Linked DNA regions of Homo sapiens: regions 1 and 2 are each linked to region 3. Evidence: chromatin contacts called from ENCODE Hi-C or POLR2A ChIA-PET data. All regions are on one chromosome and are shown on one strand. Each heading gives the region's core, a stretch centred on a gene start or an enhancer-like site at or near the end of the contact. The rest is flanking DNA. Distances are from core to core; before and after follow the strand shown.

The links. A loop is a pair of places that touch in the nucleus more often than their neighbours do. ChIA-PET counts read pairs that join two places held with the same protein, here RNA polymerase II (POLR2A). Pooled maps may share reads with other maps.
Region 1: a map with no recorded cell type shows a loop between it and region 3 (2.2-fold over the local background). The contact joins the promoter of LINC01447 here to the enhancer-like site in region 3. A Hi-C loop is called at or near these places in 2 of 37 single-sample maps with no recorded cell type and 3 of 50 pooled maps. POLR2A ChIA-PET finds 5 or more read pairs at or near these places in 2 of 52 experiments (RWPE1 and activated CD4-positive, alpha-beta T cell).
Region 2: a loop to region 3 is called in a map of left colon, with 4 times the contacts of the local background. The contact joins two enhancer-like sites. A Hi-C loop is called at or near these places in 1 of 168 maps with a recorded cell type or tissue (left colon), 1 of 37 single-sample maps with no recorded cell type and 5 of 50 pooled maps. POLR2A ChIA-PET finds 5 or more read pairs at or near these places in 2 of 52 experiments (AG04449 and BJ).

What each region holds. Positions count from the first base shown.
Region 1 is chr7:47,619,871-47,623,190 of GRCh38, reverse strand. It overlaps LINC01447 (long intergenic non-protein coding RNA 1447), which reads right to left and starts at 1,252. Exons shown (of 4, transcript NR_108090.1): 1 at 854-1,252; 2 at 1-79.
Region 2 is chr7:47,550,386-47,553,749 of GRCh38, reverse strand. The region is part of intron 1 of TNS3 (tensin 3); the gene reads left to right. Among named protein-coding and RNA genes, the nearest start is that of TNS3, 30 kb to the left of the region's middle. Within about 2 kb of position 1,834, at least 4 of the 41 ENCODE cell types and tissues checked have a DNase peak (open chromatin) inside an H3K27ac peak, as active enhancers do.
Region 3 is chr7:47,265,453-47,269,106 of GRCh38, reverse strand. No RefSeq gene overlaps it. Among named protein-coding and RNA genes, the nearest start is that of SNORD151, 200 kb to the left of the region's middle. Within about 2 kb of position 2,111, at least 10 of the 41 ENCODE cell types and tissues checked have a DNase peak (open chromatin) inside an H3K27ac peak, as active enhancers do.

The DNA.
Region 1 (3,320 bases), core at 3-2,502, 350 kb before region 3:
TCACTCCCTGTTTCCTTCAGAAATTGAGCACTGAATGTTAATCTTCATGGATCTCTTCTTAGCCACTTCCTGACCTCATCTGTGGGGGAGCAAAAAAAGATGTTTTTAAAAACTCAAAGTTTGAGAGAAAGATCTAAGAGGGCCTGAGTCTAATGAATTCCCAATGCTGAAAAGAGTTAGCATAACATTCCTTCCATGTTAATATTTGGCAGCCTGCACAGTGTTTGGACTGGAAGATAAAGTAGGAGATAGAGAGAGAGGGAGAGAAGAAGAGAGAGAGGAAGGTTGGGGGGGAAGGGAGGGAAAGAAGGGGTGGTAGAGGAAGGGGGAGGAGGGAGAAAGAGAAAAATGGAAAGAGAGAAAGCTGGAGAGACAGAGGAAGGGAGAGAGGGAGGGAGGTGGGAGGGAATGGAGACAGGAAGGGAGGGAGAGAGAGAAGTGGAAGAGAGGAAGTGGGATGGGGAGAGATGGAAGGAGATACATGTAGAGAGGAAGGAAGGAAGTTAGAGAGGGACAACAGAACAACTAAAAGAAGACAGCATCTCTCCAGTTCAACTCAAGATGAACTCTTCAGACATCAGCACTGTTTGAGGGAAGGCCTTGCCTATGGAGCCCTCTGCCCCAATTGATACGGAAGTGCTGGGAAGGGAAGAGTGTGGTCCCTTTAAATGATACGGAAGGGGAAAGGGAAGTGCTGGGTATAGGAGGGCATGATCCCTGGTTAGGGCTCCACCCCCACAGACCTAGGTGAGGACAACCGCTCCTGCCTTTGCATGCAAATGTTGCATTTCCTGAGACCACCCTGGCCTGCCACGCCCCCATCCTGTGCCTATAAAAAACCCCAAGACCCTACCAGGCAGACACACAAGCCGCTGGATGTGGAGAGGAGCAGATCAGCAGAAGAAGACACAGGCGGCCGGATATTGAGAGAACGTCGAGGGAGCATGCCAGCAGAAGAGCACATCAACAGATGCCGACATGCTGGCCATCGACTGGCAGAATGAGGCGGAGTTTGGCTGGAGCAGTCAGAGGAGAGCTGGGGCGGCCAAGTGGCCTGACTGCAGGCAAAAACCATCTCCCTTCTGGCTCCCCCATCTGCTGAGGGCTACTTCTACTCAATAGAACCTTGCACTCATTCTCCAAGCCCACCCATGATCCAATTCTTCCGGTACACCAAGACAAGAAACCCCAGGATACAGAAAGCCCTCTGTCCGTGTGATAAGGAAGGGAGTCTAATTGAGCTGATTAACACAAGCCGCCTACGGACGGCTGAACTAAAAGAGCTCCCTGTAACACATGCCCACTGGGGCTTCAGGAGCTGTAAACATTGATCCCTAGAGGCTGCTGTGGGGTCGGAGCCCCGCAACCTGCCCATCTGTACACTCCCCTAGAGGTTTGAGCAGTGGGACACTGAAGCAGTGAACCACAACCCCATCACACACCCTGCGAGGGGGACAGGGAACCTTTTCTTCAATCTTCTTGATCCCACAACTTGCTGCGCCAGTAGGAAATAAATGTGTCCTTCCCTAGGGGGATTTACGGAGCTCTGGCCCCACCCTGTATGACCCTCTTTCAAGTCCTGCTTCTTGCCAGCCCTGGGCCTTGTTGGGTAACTGGCTGGGCTGCACCGAGGCCTGAGACAAGTTCTCCTACCATTACTGTTTGGCCCCACACCCTGGCTGGCTCCACTGTCCCCAAGGCTCTGTGACGCGGCCACCGGTGGCCTGTCTCACAGCCATCACTTCGTTCCTTGCTAAGATAACCCAGTTTTGTTCAGGAACTTGTGGTTCTGTGGCTCGGGGTGTGGGGCTCACTCAGCCCCTCGCGCGCTATGAACAAATAGAGGTAAGTCTGCTGTAGTGGCCTCTGGGGATATTTTCCTCACCTTGACTGTGTGATCAGGGACAGGACACATCTTCTATGGCCCCTGGCCATTGTTGTGAGGGTGGGAAGGCCAGAGCTGCTACAAGCTTCTCCATCACCATGAGAAGCCAGCCCAAGATGTTCAACAAGAACCACAGGAAGGACACCAGGTCCTGGAGCTGCTGCCCTCCTGGGCTCCTGTGTGATTCTCCCCATGCAGCAAGCAAGGTGCCTGATGTCCTCCTGCGTGCAGGCGAGTCTGTAGACCACCATGCGGGTGAATCTGCGGCTCAGTGCAAGTCAGTGGGAGCCCAGGAGGTGGACATGGACGTCAGCCTGGGGCAGGAGAAGGGAAGCTGCAGTCAAATGTCAACAGGAGGGGCCGGGCACCGTGGCTCACATCTGTAATCCCAGCACTTTGGGAGGCCAAGGTGGGTGGATCACTTGAGGTCAGGAGTTCCAGACCAGCCTGGTCAACATGGTGAAGCTGTCTCTACTAAAAATACAAAAACTGGCTGGGTGTGGTGGTGTATGCCTGTAGTCCCAGCTACTCGAGAAGCAGAGGTTGCAGTGAACAGGAGATTGTGCCACTGCACTCCAGCCTGGGCAGCAACAGAGTGAGACTCTGTCTCAAAAAAAAAAAGAAAATGTCAGTGGGAGACTAGAAGTTAGCTCAACACAGTGGAGTGGGAGGAAGCACATCCCAAGCTGGGGAAGGACGTGCCAGCAGGTAAAGATATGGGGGAGAGACAGGACTGTGCAGTGTTGTCAGGGCTGAAGCCAAGGGTGGGAGCATGGAGAGAGGAGGGCCTGGAAGTAGATGGGGTCCATGAGGAGGGTTCTTAGCATCCTTATCCCCCAACTTGGCCATGGGAGACCAGAAAAGTTGGTCAATTATCCAAAAGCAGTCATATTTAAGTCTTTAAAAGATGTTTACTTTAGGCTTTATTATTTGCTTTTGTTTATAAAGACAGACACATGCTCAGGAACTGGCTGAGATGATGCCTTCACACGGATGGATGGAATACCCACAAGGTAATCCTGGAGACATCTGCAGCTGGAATTATTGTAGCTTGGTGTACCCCAATATCTCCAGCTTTTTAAAAAACCTGAGACCTTTATCAGCTGCTTCAGATGAGCTTTGAGATATACAGAAAATTTCTCATTCAACAGAAATTTATTGTACTTAGCTTGTATGCTAGGCTTTGGGGATGCAAATGAATAACTAAGACTCAGACTTTTTCTTCCAGTGGTTTACTGTCTTTGTTCCTTCAGGCTGTTGTAACAAAATACCATAGCCTGGGTGGCTTATAGACAACAGAAATGTATTGCTCACAGTTCTGGAAGCTGGAAGTCCAAGATCAAGGTGCCAGCAGATTTGGTATCTGGTGAGGGCCTGCTTTCTGGTTCATAGATGGTACTTTCTTGCTCCATCCTCAGTGGTGGAAGGGCCAAGG
Region 2 (3,364 bases), core at 585-3,084, 280 kb before region 3:
GAATGGATGTTGTGTTAGTAGGCATGAAAACAACATTCATTTCTTTGTACATCTCTGTCAGAGTTGCTGCATGACCACCTGCATTGTCAACAGGTAGTAATATTTTGAAACGAATCTCTTTTTTTCTGAGCAGTAGTGTCTCCACAGTGAGCTCAACAGTAAGTCTCAACAGTGAGCTTAAAATAGTCAATAAACCATGTTGTATGCAGAAGTTCTGTCATCCAGGCTTTACTGTTCTATTTATAGAGCACAGGGAGGATAGATTTTGCATAATTCTTCAGGACTCTGGAATCTTCAGAATGGTAAATGAGCATTTGCTTCAACTTCCAGGCATTAGTTGCCTTAGCCCCTCACAAGACAGTTAGCCTGTGCTTCGAAGCTTTGAAGCTTGACATTGACTTCTCCTCTCTGGCTATGAAAGTCCTAGGTGGCATCTTCTAATAGAAGGCTGATTTTGTCTGCATTGAAATCTGTTGTTTAGTGTAGCCACCTTCATCAATGGTCTTAGCTAGATCTTCTGAATAACTTGCGGCAGCTTCTACATTAGTACTTGCTGCTTCACCTTACTCTGCTATGTTATGGAGACGGCTTGTTTACCTAAACCTCTTGAGCCAACCTCTGCTAGCTTCAAACTTTTCTCCTGCCGCTTCCTCACCTTGCTGAGTCTGCATAGAATTGAAGAGAGTTAGGGCCTTGCTCTGGATTAGGCTTTGGCTTAAGGGAATGTGGTGGCTGGTTTGATCTTCTAATCCAGACCATTCAAACTTTCTTTGTAACAGCAAAAAGGCTGTTTTGCTTTCTTATCATTGGTGTGTTTACTGGAGCAGCACTTTTAATTTCCTTCAAGAACTTTTCATTTGCATTTGCACCTTGGCTAACTGTTTGGCATGAGAGGCCTGGCTTTTAGCCTGTCTGAGCACATGCCTTCCCCACTAAGCTGACTCATTTCTAGCTTTTAAGAGATGTGACTCTTCCTTTCACTTCAACACTACTGGTTATTAATTGGCCTGATTTCAGTGTTGTTGTGTCTCAGGGAATATGGAGGTCCGAGGAGAGGGAAAGAGCAGTCCAGAGCATCAGAACACACAGAACGTTTATCCATTGAGTTCGCAGTCTTATATGGATTTGGTTCATGGCACCCCAAAACAATTACAATAGTAACATCAAAGAGCACAGATCACAAATAACCATGAAAGATATAATAATAATGAAAAAGTTTGAAATATGGTGAGAGCTTCCAAAATGTGACACAGGGACCAGAAGTGAGCTCATGCTTTTGGGAAAATGGCACTGACGTGGGGTTGCCACAAACCTTTAGTTTGTTAAAAAAAACTGAGTATCTGCAAAGTTCAATAAAGCAAAGCACAATAAAACGAGGTCTGTCTGCCTGTGTGTGTCTTGTTGATTTCTGCAACGGAGGCAGAGAGTGATTTTTTGTTGTTATTTTTCTTCTTGTTTCTCCAGGCAAATTGTTTCTCGCCTTCACTCATGTGCCAAGCTCTAGACGGCTTCCTGGCTTGGCAAGATTACTGTTAACGCATCCCTAAGCATTCCTTTTATTTGTTAAATCCCTGTTATTCTGTTAGAATCTATCTTGCAGCCAAAATAGCCTCAGGAGAAAAATAATGAAAAAAAAAGAAATGAATTAGGTGTGCCAGAAGAATGTGATGGGCGTGGGGAGGTTTATGCAGATAAATATGGTGGGTAAGAATGCCGCCCCTTTTCAATGTCTGTTTAAATGTTTCCATTTTCCTTGTAAAAGCACTCCAACACAAGAAGTGCATTTGCAGAGAGGCCAAGGATCGCTCCCGGTGGACACACGGTTTTGTAGCCTCCCTCTCCACCCCACCCCTGCCCCGCTCCAGCTGTGCCTTAGCAGACGTCATTCCCTGTTATTTCAGTCTCTGCAAGTGCAAGAATTTAGGGTGATAACAGCCATACTTCCATTCCATGAATTTGCACACTTCTTACTCTCTACTTATCTAACACACATGTGCACAGTGTGAACCTTGGTCTGCTGACTTAACTTTGCCTGTGTGGGGTGTTGTTTCTCTCCTGTCTGTGGACACTTACTGAGTTGAGATTCACAGGTGTGGAAAGAGCAGGGTCTGCAGTGCGAATGTTTTCGTAGTTCTCATTGTAGACTGTCCAATGACTTTTCAAAGTGCTCCCCAAGGCATGAATTATTCCACTGGGGGTCTCCTTGCCTGTAGTTTTGAACCCTGACCCAGCCAAAGGCTCCCCTGCTCCTGGTGGCTATGCTGGAACTCTAGCTCCTTCCCTTTGGCCTGAGGTGGCCACACCCAGGGCTCCAGCCACATGACGTTTTGTGCCCTCACCCACCTCCTCCGTGGTCTCCCCATTTGCTTAAGGAAACACCTGGAGTGAGACAGAACCATCCAGTCCATGGCTGTGCCCCACTGGGCCTCCACCTTCAGGACGTGCCCAGGGTCTAGCCACCTGCTTTTGCTCAGTTCCCGAGTCCAGCGGCAGGAAGTGGACACCAGGCCAGCCTTCTGCCCGGGAGCTCAGGTGCTAGAGCTTGTCTGCCCTCTGTGCAGCAGGGAGCCCACCTTGCCCATTTGAGAAAGAAGCAGGGGCACTCCGAGGAGATGCTTCCTGAAGGAACCGGGTGTTTTAGGAAGATCTTCCTGGCGCTTCCCACAGGTCTGGTGAATGCTATTCACCCAGGCTCCCAAGAGGCTGAGCCCCTCCTTGCCCTTTTTCTGAGTGAGCTCATGTTCCTTGGCTGGGTGCAGACTTGGGAGATGTGCTCAGTCACTCCACAGCAAAATTCTGTCTCTTTGGGGTGGCATGACTCCTCAGGAGTGGGGTAAGACTGTTTAGGAATGACCAAAACTTAGGTCTGTTTTGTTTTGTAACTTTGTTAATATCCCATGGGCGTTTTCCATATAAGTGAATATGGATGTGATTATTATTTTTAGTGACTTCATAGTATTCGAATCCCATTCTATGTTAGTACCATAAAATGACCAGAGCCCAGTTGCTGGCTATTAAAACTGCTTCCAGCCTTTTTTGTTGTGCATAATTCTGTACCCTGCCCTTCCACGTAGATCTTTCCAGGCATGGTCATTGCCTTAGAACACATTCCTTGAAGGAGAATTGACCATTGTGATATGTGTTTGAAATGAGAACATAGAGATTTTGTTCTCATGTGCCTTGCCCATTGAGACCCTGCTGCAAATGTGTCTTTGTGCTTCTATCTCCTGGTCCTAGCTGTCTTGCTGTGGGACAACTAGGGACAGCATCTTGCTTACATGAGGTTGGGAAGGTGAAGGTCAGAGGGACAGCAAGCCAAGGTTACCGCCTTACAGGACGGATCCTGTGGTCTGGCTGCTCACCC
Region 3 (3,654 bases), core at 862-3,361:
GTTTATGTGTTGAAACCTAATACTCAATGCGATGGCATTGAAAGATAGGGCCTTTGGGAGGTAATTGGGTCATGAGGGCAGAGACTTTATGACTGGGATTAGTGGCCTTATAAAAGAGGCCCAAGGGAACTTGTTTGCCTCTTCCACTATGTGAAGACACAGCTAGAAGGAGCCATCTATGAGGAATGGGCCCTCACCAGACACTAAATCTGCTGACATCTTGATCTTGGCCTTCTCACCCGCCACAACTGTGAGAAAAAATGTTTGCATTTTATAATTCTATAATATTCTTGTTATAGCAGCCCAAACAGACTAAGACAAATGACTAGACAACAAGTCAGAAAGGATGCAGAAGAACTGAACAACACAAGCAACCAACAGAATCTAATTGGTATGTAGAATGCTCCACAGAATAGTAGAATTATGCATTTTTTAAGCACTCATGGAATACTCACCAAGATAGGTCATGTTCTCAGCCACGAAAAAAATCTCAACAAATTTTAAAAAATGGATATCATCCAGAGCATGTTCTCTGATCATAATGGAATAAAAGTTAAATTTAATAATAATAAGATTAACAATTTCTCATTACTTAGAAATTAAACAACACTCTTCTAAATAACCCATCAAAGAAGTCTCAAAAATAATTTTTTTAAAACATAGAACAGAATGAATTCTGTAGAAAATAAAACATATCACAATCCATGGGATGCAGCTAATGTAGTGCTGAGAGGGAAATTTATAGCACTAAATGCTTACACTAGAAATGAGGAAAGGTCTCAAATCAGTAACAGATGTGGCTTGGGTTGGGTTGGAGCAGTGAGTTTCAGCATCTCTCCCTGCCTTCTGCAGCCTGATTGACTCAGCCCATAGTACTAGAAGCACTGTGATCTTTTGGTGTTGCATGGTGCCTCAGGCAGACCTATTCTTAAGTACATGTAAGGCACCTCTTGAGGAGGCCCTGAGATACCTGGGGCCCACTTTAAAAGGACTGAGTTGAGACCTGGTGGTCTAGGTGTTATCAGTGGCTACACTCAACAACACGGATGAAACTTAGACATAACCACAGGCCAAAAAAGCCAGACCTGTCATAGAGTACTTATTATCAAATTTCATTTATATGGATATCACAATCAGACAAAACTAACCTGTGGCAGTAGAGGGCAGGATGGCAGTTCTTGGGGAGGAAAGAGACAGTGCTGTTTGGGAGGGAATATTAGAGGGGCTTTTGAGGCACTGATGCTGTTCTGTTTTTTTTTTTTTTTTTTTTTTTTCATTTGGGTGTATTCACTGTGAAAATTAATGGAGCTTTTTCCTTATTATTTGTGTACTTTCCTCTATGTCTAACTTCCAAGTTTATTATTATTTTATAAGTTAACGTGGCTTCATTTTTTTCCCCTAAAGGCTGATGAAGTTGCAGGCATTCAGTTTTCACTGGGAATGTCCTCCAGACGGATGTGTAAGAAGGCCAGGGTCAGGCTTCAGGAGCACCTAGGCAGGTTCACACTTGACACCTGTCACTCGTCACTCACCCGCCAGCCCACTGCCTGGTCAACGTAAGGCTGTCTCCTTGCGGAGACTGGCTCAGCACTGAAGTAATGGAGCTGTCTTTCTGTCTGTCTGGCTTGTGGTTTAGAGCAGGAAAGATGGAGGTGAGGAAAATGTCAATCAAACTGTCTCTTTTGCAAAGAACAGAGCAAGCCCTGCCACGTGCTTGGGTCAGAGTAGAATGAATATGGAGAAGTGCCTCCTCCTTGGGGAGATTCTGCATGGTTTCCCAGGCCGTATCGACTCTCCTGGATTCCTGTGCCACATTCAGCCGATTAGGACAGCACAGCAGACATTGGTTGAGTGCCTACTGCTTGCAGAACGCAATGTCTGCACTTCCCATGTTAGCTATGGTTTATGTATTCAAGCTTCCCTCTACTGAAGAAAGCCCAAGGAATGTCCAACCCAGGAACAAACCAGAGTGGTCATGGGTCAAAGCATCCTTCCTGCCATCTGGGCCAAGATATAGGACTCAAAGCTTAAGTCACGTGAACCACCCTGTGTGTCATGAGTTGATAAGTCTATAAACAGCCTCGCCCTGGCGCCATGAGGGGTGGCTTATGATTAACTTGTTAGAGCTGCAATGGCAGCTCCACACTGAAGGGCTCAAGAAGAGTGAGGTGACCTTAGCTGCCTGGAAATGAGCTGTTGAAGGCGGCTGAGGTTCTCCCTGACAGGAGGGGCCCTGCTGACGGGACGTTTCTTCTCCAGGGGTCACATAGCAGCTGGCCCATCCCCATTTTACAGATCATGAAGGTCAGGGTCAGAAAAGTTTAGTGATTTGGCTATGGTCGGGAGACAGGCAAAGAAAAATATGAAGAATTTTTTCTTCTATGGTCCCCTTTACCCCCTGCTTTTCTCTTTGCTTTAATTTCTTTGTATAGAGGCATCCAGCCAACTAGCACAGAATGTTGCGAAAACTTGGCCCACGGGATTCCAGAGCCTGTGTCCTCTGCTATGGCACGGAGAGGACTTCTGTGCACACACGTCCCCAGTGAGCCATTTCCCCTGAGTGGTTCCCTCTTTCTGCCCTTTGCCCTGCATTTTCACAGAAAGGTTTGAGCTCAATTTACAACCTCAGTGGGCCAGGGACTGTAGTGAATGAAGGGAGTGACTGAGAGCATTGTGGGGCAGTCCTGCCCCCTGGTGGGCAGCGTCACTTACTACAGAAGGCCGTATTTTAAAACTTTATTTGCAAAGATGAGGGCTGCATATGTTAGTGGCTAGGTTCAAAATGGAAAGCTAGTGAAATGGAAAATTTAGTGGTTAGAAATGTGGATGCTGGAGCCACGTTGCCTGGCTTCAAATCTTGGCTCTGCCTTGTATACACTCTAGTACAATGACAAGTTATTTAGCTTCTCCCATTTGTCAAATGGGAAAAGCAATCAGGCTTACATGCCAAGATTGTGGTGAGAATCAGATGAGTTAGTACACATTAAGTGATTCAGATGTTGCCTGGCAAGGAATCTTCACTAAATAATATCTAGATAGAGTTACCTTTAAAAATTATTGAATAGGATTTTCTGTAATCCCCATGAAGTCATTTGACAGGATTTGTGGATGTTCAGCATCTCAAACTGTGAAACATTGAGACCCATTTCCCATATGACTAGTTTATCCTCTGTAATAGTGATCACACAGGACAGGGGTTGGTAAGCTTTTCAAAGGGTCAAGGTGAACTCCTCGTACTGCTGGGGCCGAGGCTGCCCCCATCTTCACGTGACTGATGCATTGGTCTGGGGGTCTCCCGTCTCAGTGCACATAACAGCTCACATCATCACTATGGTAAGTTCCTTCAGGCAGGACAGTGCAGACCCTTCTCCCTTTCCTACTATGCAACTTCCTCACCCCCCTTTGTGCTCCCCACCCACATTTCAGCCATCTTTACCATCTGTCTATAACTATAAAGAAATACCAGGAGATAAAACAAAAGAAATTTCCTTTATGAGGTGATGAAAATCTTCTAAAATTGATTGCAGTGATGGTGGATATACTAAAAACCATTGAATCGTACACTTCAAATATGTGAATTGCACAGTATGTGCATTATGTCTCAATAAAGCTATTATAAAAGAATCTAAAAGGAGACTAAAGACAAACTCAAGA